Regions from separate parts of the Homo sapiens genome. Here regions 1, 2, 4 and 5 are each linked to region 3. Evidence: chromatin contacts called from ENCODE Hi-C or POLR2A ChIA-PET data. All regions are on one chromosome and are shown on one strand. The core of a region is the stretch at or near the end of the contact, and the rest is flanking DNA. Distances in the headings are between cores, read along the strand shown. Region 1 holds the start of HTD2 (hydroxyacyl-thioester dehydratase type 2). Region 2 holds the start of SLMAP (sarcolemma associated protein). Region 3 holds the start of TASOR (transcription activation suppressor). Region 4 holds the start of FLNB (filamin B). Region 5 holds the start of DENND6A (DENN domain containing 6A).

Region 1 (2,700 bases), core at 73-2,572, 1.6 Mb after region 3:
CACAAGGGACACTGAGAGTGGGTCCTATCTTTGGGGAGTGCTTGACATAGGAGATCTTGAGGAGAGGAGATGCTAGATATAATTTTGTAGGCTGGGCGCGGTGGCTCACGTCTGTAATCCCAACACTTTGGGAGGCGAGGTGGGTGGATTGCCTGAAGTCAGGAGTTTGAGACCTGCTTGGCTAACATAGTGAAACCCTGTCTCTACTAAAAATACAAAAATTAGGCCAGGCGCGGTGGCTCACGCCTGTAATCCCAACACTTTGGGAGGCCGAGGTGGACAGATCACGAGGTCAAGAGATTGAGACCATGCTGGCCAACATGGTGAAACCTCGTCTCGACTAAAAATACAAAAATTAGCTGGGCATGGTGGTGCATGCCTGTAGTCCCAGCTACTTGGGAGGCTGAGGCAGAAGAATCACTTGAAGGGAGGCGGAGGGTGCAGTGAGCCAAGATGGCGCCACTGCACTCCAGCCTGGGCGACAGAGCGAGACTCCATCTCAATAAATAAATTATAATATAATGAAAAAAATGTGTAGAATGACTCGGGCGCAGTTGCTCACGTCTGTAATCCCAGCACTTTGGGAGGCCAAGGTGGGCAGATCACTTGAGGCGAGGAGTTCGAGACCAGCCTGGCCAACATGGTGAAACCCCGTCTCTACTAAAAATACAAAAATTAGCCAGGCATGGTGGAGCATACCTGTAGTCCTAGCTACTCAGGAGGCTGAGGTGGGAGAATCGCTTGAGCCCTGGAGGCGGAGGTAGCAGTAAGCCAGATCGCGCCAGTGCACTCCAGCCTGGGCGACAGAGTGAAACTGTCTCAAAAAAACAACGAAAAAATTGTTGAATGAATGAATGAATGCATGAAGAAATGGATAACTATGAAGCACCGTCCAAGGCGGAAAAAACCCGCCCTAAACCGCACCCCAAGCAAATTGCACACACGGCTTTCCCGGAGTGGACACCAGAGGGCGCTGAGCTCGGCCGCTCTCAGCTCCGGATCAGGATTCGCGCCTGGGTCCTTAGGACGACGCCGCGTGGTGACGTCATATCCGCCTGGGCGTCACGCTTCGTGGGGCGGGACGAGGAGAAGCCAAACGTAAAGACACCAGGAGTTTCTCGGGCCCAGCTGTGGCTGCTGCCGGGGAGCCCCAAGCCTTGGCGGGTCCTTGCGGCGAATAGGAGTCTGGTCAGGCGTCAGGCTAGTCCGACGAAGAGTGGGTAGGTGGAAGCCTTCCAAAGAGCGGCGGTTGTCTGGGAGCCGTCTCAGTTGGCCGCGACCCGGGCGCATGCGCGGGGCGGGCGGTGCGCCTTGGGTAGCTTGTCCTCTCCGACCCCGGGCGCTGAGGGCCTCTGTACGGCGCCGCGTAGGGTCTCGGCCGCAGAACGTGGCCGAGAGGCCCGGGCGAGACTTCGGGACCGTGTCCTGAGCGCTCTCCATGCGCCCGGCGCGAGGTGAGCGCTAAATAGTGGTTGTTGAAAAATATTGAAAGCCACCCAAGTGCTCAGCAGTAAGGATATTGAGCTTTTTAAAGTGATTGATTTAGTCCAAAAATTGTACGTCGCACGCCCACTGTGCACGACCCAGTGTTTTAGGGCCTTGGGAAACAGCAGTGAACAAGATAGCAAGATTCTTGGAGTGGACTTTTGTTGGGGTGGGGAGGGGAAGTACAGATAAAGATAAACGAGTTACATAATTGTCATAGAAAAAGGCAAATGCTACGAAGAAGAAAGCAGGGACGGGGCATGGGGGTGGGGTGCGGTGTTAGCCGAGAAGGGCACTGGGCCAACCCGATTGAGATTTGAGCTAAGCCAGGAAGGGGGCAAGGGTGTGAGTCCGGTGGCTGCCTGGAGGAAGATCTTTCCCAGCATGGGGAAAAGCTAGAGCCGAGGCCCAGCGGTGGGAGCGAGACTGGCGCGTGAGAAAGAGCTAGGCTAGGCCTGTGTGGTGGCGGGGATTGAGCGGAGGGAGAATGGCAGGACATGAAGTCAGAGGTGTAGAGGGAGCAGTCCTGCAGGTGAGGCAGAGCCTTGCAGGCTGCTCTAAGGACTTTGGCCTTACTCTGGATAAAACGGGAACCATAGCAAGATTTTGAGCAGAGGAATGATGTAGCTTGAGTAGATGTTAATAGACTCACTGGCCGCCGTAGGGATGGAGAAGCGGGGGAGTAGGGAGAATCAGATTTATTACTAATAGGTCAGATTAGGAGCATCCCTGCGCAGCCACTAAAAAAGGCTGACTCTAGGCCGGGCGCGGTGGCTCATGCCTGTAATCCCAGCACTTTGAGGGGGCCGAGGTCGGCGGATCACTTGACGCCAGGAGTTCGAGACCAGCCTGGGCCAACATGGCGAAACCCCATTTGTACTAAAAATACAAAAGTTAGCTGGGCGTGATGACGTACGCCTGTAATCCCAGCTACTCAGGAGACTGAGGAGCGAGAATTGCTTCGACCCAAAGCACTCCAGCCTGGGCGACAGAGTGAGACTCCATCTCAAAACAAACAACAAGACTGACTTTAAAGATGACGATGACAGTAACTTCGTGAGCCCACATCTGTGGAGAGCCTGGTGAATATATTTAATACCAGTCTGTACAAAATAATTTCCCAGGTATCCTCTCCTTTAATGTCAGAACAGCCTGCAGAGGGCAGTGCTGTCATTTGTAAGTCTTTTTTTTTTTTTTTAATTGCAAAAAATACGT
Region 2 (2,735 bases), core at 21-2,520, 1.1 Mb after region 3:
ACTGCAATGGCGCGATCTTGGCTCACCGCAACCTCCGCCTCCCGGGTTCAAGTGATTCTCCTGCCTCAGCCTCCCAAGTAGCTGGGATTACAGGCATGCGCCACCACGCCCGGCTAATTATGTATTTTTAGTAGAGACGGGGTTTCTCCATGTTGGTCAGGCTGGTCTCAAACTCCCGACCTCAGGTGATCCGCCTGCCTCGGCCCCCCCAAAGTGCTGGGATTACAGGCGTGAGCCACCGCGCCCGGCCTAATTGCTACTCTTTATTGAACAACATGGATTAACATTTTGAAGTCTCACCACATCAAGTGAATTAACTATTATTAACATGTCATCCATGAGAAAAAAGAGGCTTGAAAAAGTTTAGAAACTTGCTTAAGGTCACACAGTGGTGGAGCCTGTTATTGCAGGAATCTGAAGAATGAAGTCACCTTTGATTCTAAATGAGTAAGTCTCCTTCTCACTATTTTTTCTTAAAGTTTTCATTTAGCCCTTGCAAAGTCTTCCTTCTTTAGACCAATGACTCCTCATCTTGATATTGTAAGTGGGGGAAATACCCTCTTTTTTCACTTTGGAAATTATTCAATCTCTCTTTGGAAGAAACATGATTTTAAACTTTCTGGACGCTCCTTCTGTGGAAGAATCCGCGCAGGAGCCCTGGGGGCACATAATAGGTTCAGTGAGAAAGACTGTCATTCGAAATGGAATGCGGGAACTAAGATTTTTTTTTTCCGGGAAGAAAACATAACGAATTTAGCAGAGGGGAGAATGGTCCTTCTGTTAGGTGCACAAATCCTAAGACTTCAGGGAGTTTGGCGGCTCACACTTAAGGTAGCTGCGGGTGACTGTGTTGCCCACAGCTAAGATGGCTGCTAATGACCATCTCCTTTGGCTGGGTCTGTTCTTTTGCTCGCTAGTATTTTCATCGAGAATTAAACAGAATAAAATTTAGTAAAAGTTGGCACCCCCTTGCTAAGTAGATAAAATAAGAAGGTGGCACTGTTTGTTTGAAAAACCTTCTACGGCGCAAATTGTTCTTGCCCTTAACCAAAATGGTCGTTAAGGTTGTCCCGAGGTTTGAAGCTTCCAGCCCTTAACTAAGATGGCGCCTGGAGGCCCGTTAAAAATTACCTTGCCCTTTTTTCTGCCCTCTACCAACACGGCTTCCGTGGCGTCGTTCACGTGACATTCCTGGACTACGGCGCGGGAGAGGGGGTAGGAGGGCCCTTGAAGGGTGCGCGTTCCCGTGGCGGTGCACCGGGTAGGTTTCAGTCAGAGTCACTATGGCGGCCGGCGCTGGCAAGGTAAGCTGAGGCGGTGGTGGCGGCTAGGGAGGTAGGACCCGTCGTGGCGTCCTGGCTCCAAATCCTCGTAGCCTGCTTGCGGAGAGGTCGGCGGAGGTCGTGCCTAGCGGTGTGGGCTGGCGGGGGTCTGGCTGGAGGGGGCGACGGCTGAGGCGGGCGGGCTGAGGCGCCTGACGGCCGTTTGTTTTGATGTTTTCCCCACCAGGTCGGAAAGTTTCCTGCCTCGTCGGGCGCAGCTTGAGCTTGCCCCATCGGCCGCGATCGGTGGAGGCTGCGGCGGATCCAGCCCGGGGCCTCAAGGCCTCTCCCCAACCTCCGGGCCAGTCTCCCTCCCCCACCTTCTCGTCCGCCGGGAGCTGCGGCTGCCGTCCCTGAGATGCGACCCTCGCGGGGGCGACCCTGAGGGGAGGCGGCCCATGTGCTGAGCGGCGGCCCAGAAGCCTAGGCGTCCGGGGACCAACTTCCTGCCGCCTGGGAACTCGAGCCTCCCGGTGTCGCGCCTCGCTCGGTCCGCACCGGCCTGCGGAGCCGGGTCCCCGCCCTGGTCGCGGGGACGCTCGCCAGGTGCCCAGGAGTCCCGACTTGGCCACTGCCCGCGCCCCGCCGGCCTCCACGCCTCGCGCGGAGAACCTCAGCCACCGCCGTCTCGGATCGTGCCAGGCCGGGGACCGCGTCCCCCTTCCCGGGGCGGCCTCCGCTCAGCAGGGGCGATGCAGACTGTCCCGCCGGCCGTCTAGAGCCCCTCCGTCTCCGTCACCTCTCGCCCCTTCACTCCGGGCGAGGACTGGCGGTGGCTGCCCAGAGGTGCCCAGCCACACCTTCCTTCGGCCCAAAAGGACTTTCCTGGCCGCGCCGAACCGACCCTTCATTCATGCTGCAGTGCTGCAACGTTTCCGCCACCAAGGGGGAAAAGCGGCCGCGATCTCAAACCAAACACAAGAATTGGCGTGTGACTCATCTGCTTGGATACCTCCAGTCCCCAAACTGTGTTCCAGGAGTTTTCTTGGCCGAAGCTGCCCGATGTTTGAGCCTTTTCTTCCCAGAGAAGAAGATGGACTGAAAGCTGCCAGTTGGGGACTTTTTGTGATCACGGCGTTGCAGCGTTTTAAAGGAGGTGATGGGGCTTGCGCTGGCTTGTCTTCCCACCCAAGTGAAGAGTTGATGTTCACTGGTTATGCTTAGACAATGTGCAGTTTGTGTTAATTTAAAATTTTGGGTGGGATAGGGGCATAGGCTTGTGAAGGGCAGTCCGGATCCGGAGGAACTCCTCTTTGTCCCTGGTAGGAGAGACACCCCCAGTCTATCCTCGATGCCGTCAGCCTTGGCCATCTTCACTTGCCGCCCGAACTCGCACCCGTTTCAGGAGCGTCATGTCTACCTGGACGAGCCCATCAAAATCGGCCGCTCAGTGGCCCGCTGTCGACCAGCGCA
Region 3 (2,700 bases), core at 142-2,641:
AAACTAAGACTGGACTTTTTTTTAACCTGAAGTTCTACCATCTAGAAGACCAAGTTGGTGACTCTTGAGAATAAGGTAACTTCTCATTAGTTTTTTTCCATTGGGAAATTACTGCTCCAAGAACCTACCTTTCCATTCTTTTCAAATATAAGAAAAACAATACTAAGTTCGAATTTAAAGAGAGAAAAACCTATTTAATCTAACGCTTCAAAAACAAGGGGGAAAAATCTACATGGAAATGAAGTGTGATGGAAAACAGCAGTGTGCATGGATCACATCTACTAATAGAGATTTCTAAATAAGGGAGGACGCTGACATCAAGCACATTTCAAGTAGACACACAGAACTGAAGAATTTCCACGGGGAGAAGCACTCATGGTCCTCAGAACATTGGCAATGGCCTTGGAGAAAGCCCCAGAATCCATGGCCACGGGCTATTTCCATAGCGAGACTTCTCAGAAGCATCCTTAGGAGGACACAACGGCTTCTCTGCTTTCAGGGGCTGGGAGGGAGGGGCGCCGAGCACCATCTTTCCTCTCTGGGAGCTGCAGCCTTACGGACAAGCTTCAAACCTGAGCTACTTCCAACTTCCGCGGGGAGGGGCAGCAGGGGAGCGTGGTTCCACCGCTTTCTCTCGCACCAAACGCGGCAGCTGGGCGGCCGTGGCGGTGAGGGGAGAGGCGGCCGGCGCTGCATGCGTGTTTACGTATCTCGGATGGGTGTGGGAAGAGGAGATAGAAAGATTCTAATGAAAAGATGGAGGGGAGAGAGAGAGGGGGTTGAGAAGAAGGGGAGGCACCACCTTTCTTTTCTCTGCTCTTCCTGGGGATCTGAAAACTCCTCCTAACAGGCCTTTCGGGCTCTTCGGGGCCTCTGGGCAGGGCGGCCGCGCCCGCCTCAGAGGAGTCCTGAGGCTGCTCGTGGCTGAGGCTCTGGGCGGCCTCGGCCCCCGCGTTCTCCTCACGCCCAGCGCCGCCGCTGGGCTCAGCGATGTTGAGGCCGCCGCCGCCGCCATTTTGTTGGGAGGACTCAAGCTCCGGAAGCGCCTGCTTCATCTCGTCGTCTCCGCCGCCGCCACTTTCCCAACTCGCATCCGTCGGCTGACAGGCCTCCGTCTCCACAGCAGTCGCCATCGCGCCGGCCTAAGGAGCTCTGGGAAGCTTCTGCCCACAAGGTCGACGGGTGTGGGGGGAAGGGGCGGCGGGCCAGTCTCGCCGCCGAGCTGCTCTCAGCCCACCCACCCCCTTCCCCCCGTGGCCTCAGGCTGCGCTCCCGACCTGGCAGCCTCTTGGGGGGCCCTGTAGCGGGCACCCCAAATGCGCTGCCCGGTCCTCGGAGCCGCTCCTCCCTCGGGCAGTTCTTCTGCCTTCCCCCGCCACTCAACGTGCGCGCGTCGGGGCCGGGAGGGGGCGGGGCCACCGCGGGCCACTCCACCAATGGGAGCGCGGCACCCGCCTGCGCGAGTGCGGAAATACCGCGCCGGGGGGCGGAGTTTCGGGGCGCCCGAGCCCGCCAAAAGGGGCGACCGCAACGCCCCGCGAGGACCTCGACGCCGCAGCCGTGGCCTGCGGAATGCGTGGGCCCCTGGCGATCTTCGGGTTCCCGGGGATTCCCCCGCCGCGCTGCAGGCGAGGGAGACTAGCTTGGCCTCTTCTCCGGAGCGCAGGCGTCGCCCATTTGTGGGCAAAACCCTTCCTCTGCGCACGAGTTATCTCGGCCCAAACGGGCTTCAGAGCAGTGGATGCGGGACGATCTCGGTTTTATGAACTATTTGCATGTGTACAAAAACCTGGAGAGGAGATAAAAGAATGGGCTAGGCGGTAATAGCCTAAAAGCCTCGACAGCCTTTGCGACCTGCTATTCTCACCGGATCTTGTATCTTTATGATAGATTACTCGCACCCGGCCTTCTCTTTTATCTCAGAGAGTGTGACCCAGTGTCACAGCTCCAGCAAGCACTTTCACCTGAGATCCTCTGATGGGACTTAACAACCTAGTGTTAACAGGATTTGGTTCTGGGGAGTTTGAGGGGAGGAGGCTGTTAACTTTTCCCATTTTTTTCCTTTAGTCGCACCCCCCCCCACCACACGCCATGGAGACCGCACCTGGCCTCCATTTGTTCCCTTTCTATGGTTACTTCTGTTAAAAATCTGGCCACTGATAAACCTCTAACTCCACTGTTTCTTCCACTGGAACGTTCATCAACGTTTTCCTATAGTAAATGTATATTAAAGAAAAAATAAACTTGCGGTCACATTAAAAAATACACAGCAGGTCGTCGCTCTCCCATAAAGGGAACAACTTCATAGTTAAGAGCCCTTTACATAGTGGTTTCTACCTTATCAGTATAAACTATCACGGGTTATCGTGAGTACAGCCAATATTTACTGAGTGCTTTCTACGTGCTAGACACGGACTGGACAAGTGATTTACGTGCATTGTCTCCATTTAATCCTCACAGCAACAGACATGAGGTAGATACTAGTTTGCAGAATTTGAAAGAAGCGTTGCAAGACACTGGACAAATTATGGTAACCGAAGATTTGAAACCGGGTCTATTTAACTCTCCGAGTAAGTACTTAAGCACTGCACTGACTGCTTCTCTAAGACCTAATTTTCACAGCAGCTGTGCACTTTTATTCATTTTATGGACGAAGCAACAGAGGGCTGACATTTTGTTGAGGGTCGCCAAGCAGCAGGA
Region 4 (2,800 bases), core at 261-2,760, 1.3 Mb after region 3:
CCAGTTTGGGAGACGGAGTGAGACAAAAAAAAGGCTGGGCAAGGTGGCTCATGCCTGTAATCCCATCACTTTGGGAGGCAGAGGCTGGTGGATCGCTTGAGGTCAGGAGTTCAAGACCAGCCTGGCCAACATGGTGAAAGCCCGTCTCTATTAAAAATACAAAAATTAGCGGAGCGTGGTGGCGGGTGCCTGTAATCCCAGCCACTCAGGAGGTTGAGGCAAGAGAATTGCTTGAACCCAGGAGGAGGAGGTTGCAGTGAGCCGAGATTGCACCACTGGACTCTAGCCTGGGCAACGGAGTAAGACTCCATCGCAGGAAAAAAAAAAAAAAGGAAGATGTGCCTATGGAGAGAGGACTGTCTGAGGTCTGAGAGACTCCACCTGACATTGCAGGCTTGCTTTTCTGTTTTTTTTTTTTTTTTTTTTTTTTTTGAGACGGAGTTTTGCTCTGTCGCCCAGGCTGGAGTGCAATGGCACCATCTCAGCTCACTGTAACCTCTGCCTCCCAGGTTCAAGCGATTCTCCTATCTCAGCCTTCCCAGTAGCTGGGATTACAGGTACGCGCCACCACACCTGGCTAATTTTTGTATTTTAAGTAGAGATGGGGTTTTACCATGTTGGCCAGGCTGGTCTCGAACTCCTGACCTCAGGTGATCCACCCACCTTGGCCTCCCAAAGTGCTGGGATTACAGGTGTGAGCCATTGTGCCCAGCCCATTGCAGGCTTTCACAGAGAAAAGGGGCAGGAGTCAGGCGCGCAGGCAGCTTCTGGAAGTTAGAAAACACAAGGAAACAGATTCTTCCCTACAGCCTCCAGAAGGGAATGCATCCTGCCAACACTTTGTTTTTAGCTCAGCAAGACCTGTGTGGGCCATCGAACCTACAGAACTGAAGGATAATACATTTGTGGGTGTGTGTTTTCAAAGACACTAAGTTTTGGTAACTTGTTACAGCAGTAACTGGAAACTAAGACATGCAACAAGCCTTATTGTTCATTTTTACCACCACTACTGGGCTGTTGGTTATGGTGGAATTACACTTTTCTCTTCCATTAGGCTGTGTGAACTCCTTGAGGTTGTGCAATACGTTTGTCTGATTTACTACTGGTTAGCAGGCTCTGAGAAGAATGGCTGGTACACAGGCGGAGCTCAATAAAAGCCCTTACTGAATTTTATTCAATCTATATGTGGATGAAGACCTCCGCCCCGCGCGCCCCTCCCGCAAGTCCCACTGAGGCCCGACCCATTCTGTCCGGCTCCCAGCCCCCGCGGGTCCCCCCACCCCGGGGCTGACCGGGTGATTCAGGCAGCCCTACATCCTGCTGGGGTGGTGGGCTTCGAGCGCGGGTCCCAGGACGCAGTGGGGCGCAGTGCCTGCGGCAGGCGGCAGGAGGCGAGCGTGGCCCAGGAACTCCCGCGGGAGGGTCGGGACGGGGCGGGGCTTGGGGGCGGGGCGGCTCAGCGCGCAGGCGCGGGGCCAGGCGCCTCGCGCGGCCAGGGGCGGGCGGCCGCAGAGCAGCACCGGCCGTGGCTCCGGTAGCAGCAAGTTCGAACCCCGCTCCCGCTCCGCTTCGGTTCTCGCTCCTTCGGCCCTTGGGCCTCCAAACACCAGTCCCCGGCAGCTCGTTGCGCATTGCGCTCTCCCCGCCACCAGGATGCCGGTAACCGAGAAGGATCTAGCTGAGGACGCGCCTTGGAAGAAGATCCAGCAGAACACGTTCACACGCTGGTGCAACGAGCACCTCAAGTGCGTGAACAAACGCATCGGCAACCTGCAGACCGACCTGAGCGACGGGCTGCGGCTCATCGCGCTGCTCGAGGTGCTCAGCCAGAAGCGCATGTACCGCAAGTACCATCAGCGGCCCACCTTTCGCCAGATGCAGCTCGAGAATGTGTCCGTGGCGCTCGAGTTCCTGGACCGTGAGAGCATCAAGCTCGTGTCCATCGGTGAGTTCTCTGGCCGGGCCCAGGCGCCCACTGTGGTGCCGACCCGCCCCCGCGCGTGCACCCCTGCGGAGGGCGAGGATTTCCCGCAGCGCGCCCCCACCTCGGAGATAAGGGGGAGTCGTCCCCAGGGGTGGGTTATAGGGGGCCTAGACCCCCTCCCCGGTGTCTTCCCCTGGGATGGGACCTGTTGTGATCGCTCCCCGCCATCCGCCCCAGCAGTGCACCTTTGGCTGGCTAAGGGTTGAGGGTTTGGGCTGGGGTCACAGGAGGAGAGGTGGAGTTGTTGCATTTCTCTACACCTGGGGCGCCCCTATGGGAGCTAGGGGACTAGAAACCCTCGTTCGCTGTCCCCGGGGGCGGGCCCTAGGGTCAGATGCTCCGCGGAGTGCTCTCCCTGCTGCGCCCAGGTTGGTGCTCTCAGAGGCAGCTGAATGGGCGTTGGCTCGGAGGCCGGGCCGTGAGACCTGAGGAGGAACCGTTCTCTGCGCCTGGGGCCTCCCTGCCCAGGTGGAGACAGAGACCTGGTACCTTCCCCTGCCGTCGCTGGAATGGGTGTGGGCCCCGAGGTTGCAAGGGTAGGCGCGGGTGTGTGTCCTCGCTCTCTCTGCTCCCAGCTCAGCTCTGGCCGCGCGCCGCAGGTTGAACCCACTCCTTGCTGCCGAAGTTATAATTTAGAGATGGTGGTGGTAACAGTAATTGCTGTCTTGTAGGGAGCCCAACTAGCGTCCACTGTGTACCGTCAGCCTTCTAAGTTATCTCCGTCCCTACGCATCCTGCCATCTGGGGTGAGGCTAGACCCATTTTACAGATAAGGGGGTCCGGAGGGTTAATTGACCTGTCCAAGGTCAGCAAGTA
Region 5 (2,700 bases), core at 14-2,513, 1.0 Mb after region 3:
CCTTTCGGTAAGGGGCCATACATAAGAATGGAAAAGTTGACTGATTGACAAGCAAATGATGTTCCCTATATTCATCTTGACAGTAGTTTCACACCAACTGTTCCAGAGGCAACATAAAAAAAAATAACAGAAATGAGGCCGGGCACGGTGGCTCACGCATGTAATCCCACCACTTTGGAAGGCCTAGGCGGGCAGACCACCTGAGTCGGGAGTTCGAGACCAGCCTTACCAAAATGGAGAAACCCCGTCTCTATTAAAAATACAAAATTAGCCGGGCATGGTCGCATGCCTGTAACCCCAGCTACTCGGGAGGCTGAGGCAGGAGAATTGCCTGAATCCGGGAGGCAGAGGTTGCGGTGAGCCAAGATCGCGCCATTGCACTCCAGCCTGAGCAACAAGAGCAAAAACTCCGTCTCAAAAAAAAAAAAAAAAAAAAACAGAAATGAGGCACAAAAGGAGGAAAGGGAGAAAATGCGTGCTGAGATAAGCATTTCGACTCAGGCTGAGGGAAACGCTCAAACAGTTACTGCAAATGACTAAAACAATCTGAGCCTTAAAACTTGGTTGTGCAAGTTCGGCTACTAGAGTTCATCATCTGTTATGGGCATTGTTCTTGAAAAAGTACCAAACAAACATCCTGCCTGCGGGCTTCTCCGGGTGGGTGCTACTAACCCTTTTAGTTAATTCTGTGACTCTGCGTTTAAAAGAAATAAAGAAAGAACAGGATGAACATCAACAAGTATTTAGGAGGGGCCTAGAGAGAACTTTTCACCCCTAGCCGCAGCCCAAGATCCTCCCACGGGAAGTGCCGTAGGACCGCAGCCCGAAAGAGCGCGGGAGGGGAGACTGGCCACGCCCGGATGCGCCGCGGACAGGGTCCTGGCCGGTCAGCCCGCGGGCCGCTGGCTTTGCTGCAGCCGCCCCGGCGCAGGGGAGGAGCGCCGAGAAAGGGCGGGGCCGGGCCTCACCTCCACGGCCTGGCCCAGCTCCAGGTCGAAGCCCACCACACACACGCAGTGCAGCCAGGCGGAGAAGCTGTCCCAGCGCAGCAGGCCCCGGCCACGGCCATCGTCCTCTTCATCGTCCTCTGGCGCGCCTCCCGCCGCCACAAGGGCCGGCGCCTCGCGGCCCTCGGCCCCTGCCACCGCTTCGTCCAACGGCCTTCGAGAGCCGGGCCCCAAGCCCGCAGGGCCCCTCAAAGCCATCGGCCGCCCCCTGACCGTTCGCGCCGCCTCCACAGCGGACCGCGCCGCAGAGCGCGCTTGCCTCCGCGCAGGCGCAGACGCTGCTGTCGCAGCCGCTGGGGACCCACTCAGTCCGGGCGGGGCTGCGGGTCACGTGACCCTGGGAGCGGACGTGGGGACGTCACGCTGCCGCTTGTCTCGGATTGTGAAGCCGGTCCTGGCTTCCTTGTCTAAAAGCTCTTTGGGACTGAAATGGCTGTTTATGAATCCTTGTCAACCTCGTTCGCAGTCAACGACCAGGGAATAAATTATTCGTGGAATGACACAGTTCATAATTATTATAAGGTATTATTAAATTATGAAAGCGTAGGCCGGGCGCGGTGGTTCACACCTGTAATCACAGCATTTTGGGAGGCCGATGCGGGCGGATCATCAGGTCAGGAGTTCGAGACCAGCCTGACCAACATGGTGAAACCCCGTCTCTACTAAAAATACGAAAAAATTAGCCAGGCGTGGTGGAGCGCGCCTGTGATCCCAGCTACTCAGGAGGCTGAGGCAGGAGAATCGCTTGAACCCAGGAGGTTACAGTTAGCTGAGATTGCGCCACTGTATTCTGTCTACCCTGGGCGACAGAGCGAGATTCCGTCTCAAAAAAATAAAAATAAAATATATGAACGCATAATGGTGACGGTGGCTAACATTGAACGCTTACTTTGTGCCAGTTGATATGCCAAGTACAAGTGCGAATACTTACAAATATTACCTTATTGAATCTTCACATAATCGCAAATAAGTAGACTATTTATTTCTTTTTACAGATAAGGAAATGGAGGTCCTGGAGGTTACATGACTAGCCCAACAAGTATGACAACTCCGATATCGGCTTGCGGTTCACTCATTCAGTTTGCTGATTCAGAGATCTGTGCATTCACTCACCTGTTCCTTCTCCAGCAAGGCCTCCCCACCCTACCACCTCCTCCTTTCTTAGTTTGGCTGTCTGTGACTCACTCAACACACATCCCCAGACCTTTCTGGAACTCCAGGTTGGGCAGATTGGCCTCCACAGCAACCTGTGGATCTCTGAACACTGGGGCAAGGGCCTGGTCTCAAGCAGCTTCGTATTCTGAGATCAGTTTTTACTGAGTATTGGACCAGCCAGGATACTAACTAGTATTTATTCAGCACCTACTATGTTGAGTATAAATAGCATAGTAAAAGTAGGAAACACACAATAATACCTCAACAGAAAAATGAGTAAACCAGCGAGGTGTCACGCCTGTAGTCCCAGGTTCTTGGGAAGCTGAGGCCGGCTAAGTTCAAGGAGGATCGCTTGAGCAGGAGTTCCAGGCTGCAGCGCGCTATGATCGCGCCTGCGAACAGCCATTGCACTCCAGCCTGGGCAACAGAGCGCGACTGTGTCTCTAAAAAACAACGCAAAACAAAAAACACGGCAGAACTTAAGCATTTTGCTGCACTGCCCAGTGAAATCCATTCCATTTGACAAATACTGCCCTCT

Evidence for each region. Hi-C counts contacts between places; a loop is a spot of excess contacts on that map. ChIA-PET counts read pairs that join two places held with the same protein, here RNA polymerase II (POLR2A). Pooled maps may share reads with other maps.
Region 1: a map of naive thymus-derived CD4-positive, alpha-beta T cell shows a loop between it and region 3 (15-fold over the local background). The contact joins the promoter of HTD2 here to the promoter of TASOR in region 3. A Hi-C loop is called at or near these places in 2 of 168 maps with a recorded cell type or tissue (CD4-positive, alpha-beta memory T cell and naive thymus-derived CD4-positive, alpha-beta T cell) and 5 of 50 pooled maps.
Region 2: a loop to region 3 is called in a map of naive thymus-derived CD4-positive, alpha-beta T cell, with 5 times the contacts of the local background. The contact joins the promoter of SLMAP here to the promoter of TASOR in region 3. A Hi-C loop is called at or near these places in 1 of 168 maps with a recorded cell type or tissue (naive thymus-derived CD4-positive, alpha-beta T cell), 2 of 37 single-sample maps with no recorded cell type and 17 of 50 pooled maps. POLR2A ChIA-PET finds 5 or more read pairs at or near these places in 2 of 52 experiments (GM12878 and PC-3).
Region 4: a map of CD8-positive, alpha-beta T cell shows a loop between it and region 3 (14-fold over the local background). The contact joins the promoter of FLNB here to the promoter of TASOR in region 3. A Hi-C loop is called at or near these places in 1 of 168 maps with a recorded cell type or tissue (CD8-positive, alpha-beta T cell) and 5 of 50 pooled maps. POLR2A ChIA-PET finds 5 or more read pairs at or near these places in 2 of 52 experiments (WTC11 and activated naive CD8-positive, alpha-beta T cell).
Region 5: a loop to region 3 is called in a map of B cell, with 7 times the contacts of the local background. The contact joins the promoter of DENND6A here to the promoter of TASOR in region 3. A Hi-C loop is called at or near these places in 3 of 168 maps with a recorded cell type or tissue (B cell, OCI-LY7 and ascending aorta), 6 of 37 single-sample maps with no recorded cell type and 17 of 50 pooled maps. POLR2A ChIA-PET finds 5 or more read pairs at or near these places in 1 of 52 experiments (activated CD4-positive, alpha-beta T cell).

What each region holds. Positions count from the first base shown.
Region 1 is chr3:58,305,198-58,307,897 of GRCh38, forward strand. HTD2 (hydroxyacyl-thioester dehydratase type 2) reads left to right here and starts at 1,323. Exons shown (of 5, transcript NM_001348712.2): 1 at 1,323-1,454. It overlaps RPP14 (ribonuclease P/MRP subunit p14), which reads left to right and starts at 1,048. Exons shown (of 6, transcript NM_007042.6): 1 at 1,048-1,220. RefSeq lists enhancers at 834-913, 1,104-1,363, 1,484-1,613.
Region 2 is chr3:57,755,039-57,757,773 of GRCh38, forward strand. SLMAP (sarcolemma associated protein) reads left to right here and starts at 1,271. Exons shown (of 25, transcript NM_001377540.1): 1 at 1,271-1,304; 2 at 1,510-2,735. The coding sequence starts at 2,614. RefSeq lists enhancers at 377-1,279, 869-1,148, 1,179-1,358, 1,280-2,181 and a silencer at 1,729-2,008.
Region 3 is chr3:56,681,874-56,684,573 of GRCh38, forward strand. TASOR (transcription activation suppressor) reads right to left here and starts at 1,392. Exons shown (of 24, transcript NM_001365635.2): 1 at 803-1,392. The coding sequence starts at 1,133. RefSeq lists enhancers at 223-1,167, 375-494, 915-1,084 and a silencer at 1,225-1,524.
Region 4 is chr3:58,006,912-58,009,711 of GRCh38, forward strand. FLNB (filamin B) reads left to right here and starts at 1,511. Exons shown (of 46, transcript NM_001457.4): 1 at 1,511-1,945. The coding sequence starts at 1,654.
Region 5 is chr3:57,691,814-57,694,513 of GRCh38, forward strand. DENND6A (DENN domain containing 6A) reads right to left here and starts at 1,264. Exons shown (of 20, transcript NM_152678.3): 1 at 969-1,264. The coding sequence starts at 1,205. DENND6A-DT (DENND6A divergent transcript) reads left to right here and starts at 1,392. Exons shown (of 2, transcript NR_135550.1): 1 at 1,392-1,529; 2 at 2,003-2,700. RefSeq lists an enhancer at 592-1,092 and silencers at 814-1,053, 1,164-1,263.